Linked DNA regions of Homo sapiens: region 2 is linked to region 1. A link is a contact called in ENCODE Hi-C or POLR2A ChIA-PET data. All regions are on one chromosome and are shown on one strand. The core of a region is the stretch at or near the end of the contact, and the rest is flanking DNA. Distances in the headings are between cores, read along the strand shown.

Evidence for each region. A loop is a pair of places that touch in the nucleus more often than their neighbours do. ChIA-PET counts read pairs that join two places held with the same protein, here RNA polymerase II (POLR2A). Pooled maps may share reads with other maps.
Region 2: a map of endothelial cell of umbilical vein shows a loop between it and region 1 (4-fold over the local background). The contact joins the enhancer-like site here to the promoter of ZNF821 in region 1. A Hi-C loop is called at or near these places in 16 of 168 maps with a recorded cell type or tissue (CD4-positive, alpha-beta memory T cell, Calu3, G401 and 10 more), 7 of 37 single-sample maps with no recorded cell type and 22 of 50 pooled maps. POLR2A ChIA-PET finds 5 or more read pairs at or near these places in 30 of 52 experiments (A549, A673, AG04449 and 23 more).

Annotation. Positions count from the first base shown.
Region 1 is chr16:71,882,842-71,885,522 of GRCh38, reverse strand. It overlaps ZNF821 (zinc finger protein 821), which reads left to right and starts at 1,341. Exons shown (of 8, transcript NM_001201552.2): 1 at 1,341-1,615; 2 at 2,250-2,312. RefSeq lists enhancers at 1-475, 2,316-2,515 and silencers at 1,056-1,815, 1,836-1,955.
Region 2 is chr16:71,926,290-71,928,970 of GRCh38, reverse strand. It overlaps IST1 (IST1 factor associated with ESCRT-III), which reads right to left. Exons shown (of 10, transcript NM_001270975.2): 10 at 1-1,357. The coding sequence ends at 1,158. Among named protein-coding and RNA genes, the nearest start is that of IST1, 32 kb to the right of the region's middle. Within about 2 kb of position 1,375, at least 15 of the 41 ENCODE cell types and tissues checked have a DNase peak (open chromatin) inside an H3K27ac peak, as active enhancers do; they include ascending aorta, endothelial cell of umbilical vein, heart left ventricle and 2 more, where a contact is called at or near this core.

The DNA of each region.
Region 1 (2,681 bases), core at 92-2,591:
CACGAAAAACATTTGCATGATGCTTTTAGCCATTTGTTTTACTTAACTGGCACAACAACCCTCGGAGAGTAAAGGCCAGGAATTATTGCATCATTATCCATTTGACATCTTAGGAAGCAGAGGCTCAGAACAGGGAAGTGACTTGCCCAAAGTCAACAGGCTGGTGGGTGGCAGAGCTGGGGCTCAAAGCCAGATCTTCTAATACCAGATCTCATCTTCTTTCCTCTGCATTCCCTGCTTCTCCAGGTAAGCGATGCCAGGGCAGGCTCAGGCATTCTAGAAGAGAGGAAGAAAAGAAGGCAACAGGAACTAGGAGAGAGAAGGACGTGGACAGGAGGAGGTGTTTGACTAGAAGTGCGTCCAACCAGGCCGGGCACAGTGGCTTACGCCTGTAATCCCAGCACTTTGAGAGGCCGAGGCGGGAGGATCACCTGAGGTCAGGAGTTCGGGACCAGCCTGGCCAACATGGTGAAACCCCGTCTACTAAAAATACAAAAATTAGCTGGGCGTGGTGGTGCACGCCTGTAGTCCCAGCTACTCGGGAGGCTGAAGCACGAGAATCGCTTGAACCTGGGAGGCGCAGGTTGCAGTGAGCGAAGATCGCGCCATTGCATTGCAGCCTGGGTGACAGAGCGAGACTCTGTCTCAAAAAAAAAAAAAAAAAAAAGGTCCAACGGCTCTCCATTGCCCCCAAACATCCCTCAAGTGACAACAGTGCCACAAGTTCCCCTGCCCCTGGGTCTGCAGCCAATGTTATTTTATCAGTTGAGAATCATGTCAGAAAATTAAATACTCAAAAGAAATCTCAAGATTTCCCAGCTCTGAGGTTCTGACAGCTGAACTTGGCCCCTCCCACCAAGGCCCGTGGTCACATTCAAAGCCTCGGGAGCCGAAGCCACCGCGAAGCGTGGGGGAATGAGGCGAAGAGGGTTTGTGACGGTGGTGGGGATCCGGGCTAAGGAGAGGGGGTGCCTGCGGCGGAGCTGTGGTTGGGGGTTGTGGGTTTTGTGGCTGAACTCGATGGTGGGGTAAGAAACCAGGATCGGGGCTGGGTAGGGTGGCGTTTACACGTCCAGGAAGGTCTGGGGGAGCTGAGCGGCTGAGACAGCCAGAGAAAGACCCGGGAATGGGCGAGGCGGGGGGTTCCGGAGCCCTGGAACGCGGGCGAGCCCCTCTCGGGCGCCCGGGATTGGGCGCTCCCCGGAGCCCCTCCTCTCCAGAGCCCCTCTCCTCAGGCCCCGCCCACAACGCCAGGCGCGCGCCGGGCCGCGGGGAAGGGGACCTGGCCGGCGCGGGGGAGGGGGAGAGGGAGGCTCGTGCACGCGCCTCACTAGCTGCGGGTGCGCGAGCCGCGCGCTCCCGCCGCCCGCGTCGCCATCTTTTTCCCCCTCCGTCTGTCTGTCTGCTGTTGGCTTTGTCCGTCTGCAGCGCCGCCCCTCGGCTCCCCGCCACCGGCTCGGCTCGGCCCGGAGCCCCTTCCGCTCGCCGGGGCCCAGTCCCGGAGCGCCCCGGCCCGGCTGGCTTGGGCTGCGGTCCCGGGTCCATTGTCCGGCGGTCCGTCTGTCCGGAGGCGGGGCCCAGGGACCCAGAGCGCAGCGCAGCGCCGAGGCGCCGGGTAAAAAGACCCCCTGCCCTCCCTCCGGGTCCGGGCTGGGGATGCGGGCTCCTCGCCCCCTCGCGGCCGCCGGCTGTTGGTCCTTTTGTCTGCACTGGGGAGAGGGCCGGGGGCCAGCTCCGGCCTAGGGGGGCAGCCCGGGCTCACCCTCCCCGCTTCCAACCCCAATTCCTCCCCGGCCGCTCCTCCTGCTGCCCCTTGGCGCTCTCGGGCGCGGGGCGCGGGGTGCGGGGCCGGGGGGCTTTTGCGCGGGCCGCGGGCACCCCGCCTCCTCGGGCCCCGGCGGGGACGGCCCCGGCGTCTGACAGCCTTGGGTGGAGCTGGGGGAGGGGAGGATGGGCGTGGGCGTGCAGACCGGGGGGTATCAGTCCCCGCGTCTGGGTCTCGCAGAAAAGCTTCTAAATTTAGATTTCGGAGATTGTGTTGTCTAAGGGTTTGTCTGAGCCGCCTCGGAAGACCTCCGGCTCTTGTCAGGCTCTTGTCTGGTAATTCCTGGGAATTTACCTGGGCTCATGCTTGAAGAAGCAGAGGGACCATCTCGGCTGATTAGACACGCCCCAGACCCAACCCCAGGGGTCAGGTGAACAGCCAGGCGGCTAAGTGACCAGCTTTCTTGTCCTCTCCTTTTTGGCAGATACAGATCACTTGGATTCAGTCGAGTTTGCTTTGCTCCGTGGGAACTGCACCAGAGCTGGAGGTGGGAACGCACTCTCTTTTCATCAAGCTGAGATTTCACTCGTTTTTTTTCTTGCCAAAGTCTGTGGTGTGCCCTAGACGCTGCAACCTAATACCTGTGGGAGAGCAGAGACAGTGTTCAGGGGAGACGTTGCACCTTCCCGAGGACTCTTAACCTTGCTCTGAAGACAGACAGAACTGCTTTCCTTTTAAAATGGAATCCCTTTAGACCTGAATCTCACCGTTTACCTGTCTTCCCAGCCCATGTTCAGGCAGCTATCTATTTACATTTTTGGTTTGGTTTGGTTTCAGGTTTTGGCTTGGAAATTGAGGCAGTGTTAAAAGTAAAACAAAATGAGTGACCTTTAGGGCTGTATGTCTCTGGGTTTTA
Region 2 (2,681 bases), core at 126-2,625, 43 kb before region 1:
TACAGAATACAAACCAACTGAAAACATTAAAGAAAGGCTGCCTGAAACAAGTATGTACAGGTATACTACACAGAAGCAAAAGCTGTATCATCCAATCCCAAAGCCACCCCTGTGGGGAAGGATGACCTTAGCTATGGGCCAAAGGAGTAACAGAAGTTATGACATAAGAGTCCCATCCATCCAGGAAAGCAGTGAACAACTACAGCTGCATGGGCACCAAAAATTTTTCTGAGATTAGTTTTAAAGGTTCCATGAATCAAAGTTTTCAAATGAAAACAGGTACCCCTCTTTTCCTGTAGGCTTTCCAGCTCACTACCCAAAAGACTTGAGTACTTCTATTAAGGCAGCTGGAAGCCCACCCTAGGACTTGAATGGCACCTTGTCCTTTCTCTGCCAGTAATGCAATCCAACACAATATGCTACAGGGAAAACAGAATTTCCACGGTGCCGCCCTCTGGTACAAGGGAAACAGCACGCAAAGCAAAAGGCCACAGAGGGCTCCCTGAGAATCCAGTACAACTAAGCGAGGCCTTCAACTGTCAAGACAAACTTTGCAACTGGATCCCGGTGGGACAGTGCCCTGCAGCGAGGAGTACTGTATATGCCAATGAGAGGGCCCAGCTTCCAGGAACCGTTACAATGGCGTCCCGAGTCATTTTCCCTCTCCCACTTGCATTCGAGAGTGAGAAAACACACAAGGTGGCCTTGATTCTCACTCACCACAATCCCCCTGTACAGAGGGGTCTGTTTCTAAGTCTGGAACCTCAACACGAGGCTGGGATGCTTCACAACGTGCTCTCTCCCACTGTCCAGCCATCTTTGGTGGTCTTCCCACAGTGCTTCCCCCATCCTCTCACACTCCTGTGGAGGGACCATGGGACGGGCCAGGAGGAAACCTGGGATCACTCTGACAGGAAACGGACAAGCACAGCTGCCAGGAGCCAGTTGCTCTGGCCTCAGTCTCCAATTGTTAGTCTCAGGATCAACAGAGAACTGGAAAGCAGCAGAATCTGGAGGAGCAGGAAGAGAGCCCAGAGGGAGTGTTGTGCTGAGTGACGGTTAACAGATGAAACAGAATTTCATGGAGATTCTTTGTTACAAGGAGAAATTGCTCAGTCTCAACTCCCAAAACGTGAAAGTTGCCTGGTTTAAGAGACCTATGTTTTCTTTTTCAGCTCTTCAAACCTCCGGGAAAGATCATCAAAGTCAATGTCTTCAGATGCTGAGGTGCTGGCACCAGCAGATGCAGTTGGTAGTGTGTCTGGCACAGATGGCAACTCTGGTAGGACAAAGTTGTCATAGTTATCTGCAGGTCTGGAAGGAAGCTTTGCAGAGGCTTCTGGCTTGGGTCCAGGACCTAATTAGGGCAAGGAGCACAACGTTACAAATACCAGAGAAATGACTCAGATCCCCTTTGGCAGTAAAAATAAAATGATCAAAACACAGGAGAAAACCTTAGTTCACAAACTTTTTTTTTTTTTTTTGAGACAGTCTCCCTCTGTCACCCAGGCTGGAGTGCAGTTGGCGTGATCTCAGCTCACTGCACCTCTGCCTCCTGGGTTCAGGCAATTCTCCTGCCTCAGCCTCCTGAGTAGCTGGGATTACAGGCGCATGCCACCACACCTGGCTAATTTTTGTATTTTTAGTAGAGAGAGGGTTTCACCAGGTTGGCCTTGAACTCTGATCTCAAGTGATCCACACACCTCAGCCTCCCAAAGTGCTGGATTACAGGTGTGAGCCACCGCATCTGGCTAAAAAAAAGTTAATTCTAGAGGCTAATAAACATTTGAATGACAGTTAATATCTACATTTTCTAATTAGGGTTGAATCCTGTTTTACTTTCCTGTGGTGAGAAAAAAGTTTAAGGGAAATCAAAGTGGGATACATGGGGCCACATCCACAGAGCAATCGACTGTTCCTTTTCATAAGGTCTGTTACTTTACCAACTAAGTCCAAGGAGTGATAATAGGATTCTGATAGAACAAACACTGCTTCCTTAAGAACCAACATTCTTTAGGGATTGGGGGCAAAGTTTTTTTAAAGGAATATAATGTCCAAGTTATTTTGTTATAATAGTCTGATCTGTATTTCCAGTCTTCCATCTAGTATTTTATATTAAGATCATGCCCCCACACACATCTACTGTATGTTTCCTTAAGTTCTAGATTCAGGAAAACTAAATTACAAAAAAATCAAAATAGTGCTCTGACTCTGGAGGGAAGGGCAGAGTTGACTGGCAACAAGGGAACTTTGAGGTAAGAGTAATGTTGTATACCTTGATCAGAGAGTGGAATTGTCTGTGTATACACTTAAAATGTATGGGTTTGCCGGGCGTGGTGGCTCACGCCTGTAATCCCAGCACTTTGGGAGGCCGATGTGGGCAGATCACAAGGTCAGGAGATCAAGACCATCCTGGCTAACATGGTGAAACCCCATCTCTACTAAAAATACAAAAAAAAATTAGCCAGGCGTGGTGGGGGATGCCTGTAGTCCCAGCTACTTGGGAGGTTGAGGCAGGAGAATGGCGTGAACCCGGGAGGTGGAGCTTGCAATGAGCCGAGATCACGCCACTGCATTCCAGCCTGGGTGACAGAGCAAGACTGCCTAAAAAAAAAAAAAACTATGAGTTTTTTTAAAATGTAAATTGTATCTCCATAAGACAACTGTCTAATATTATTTAT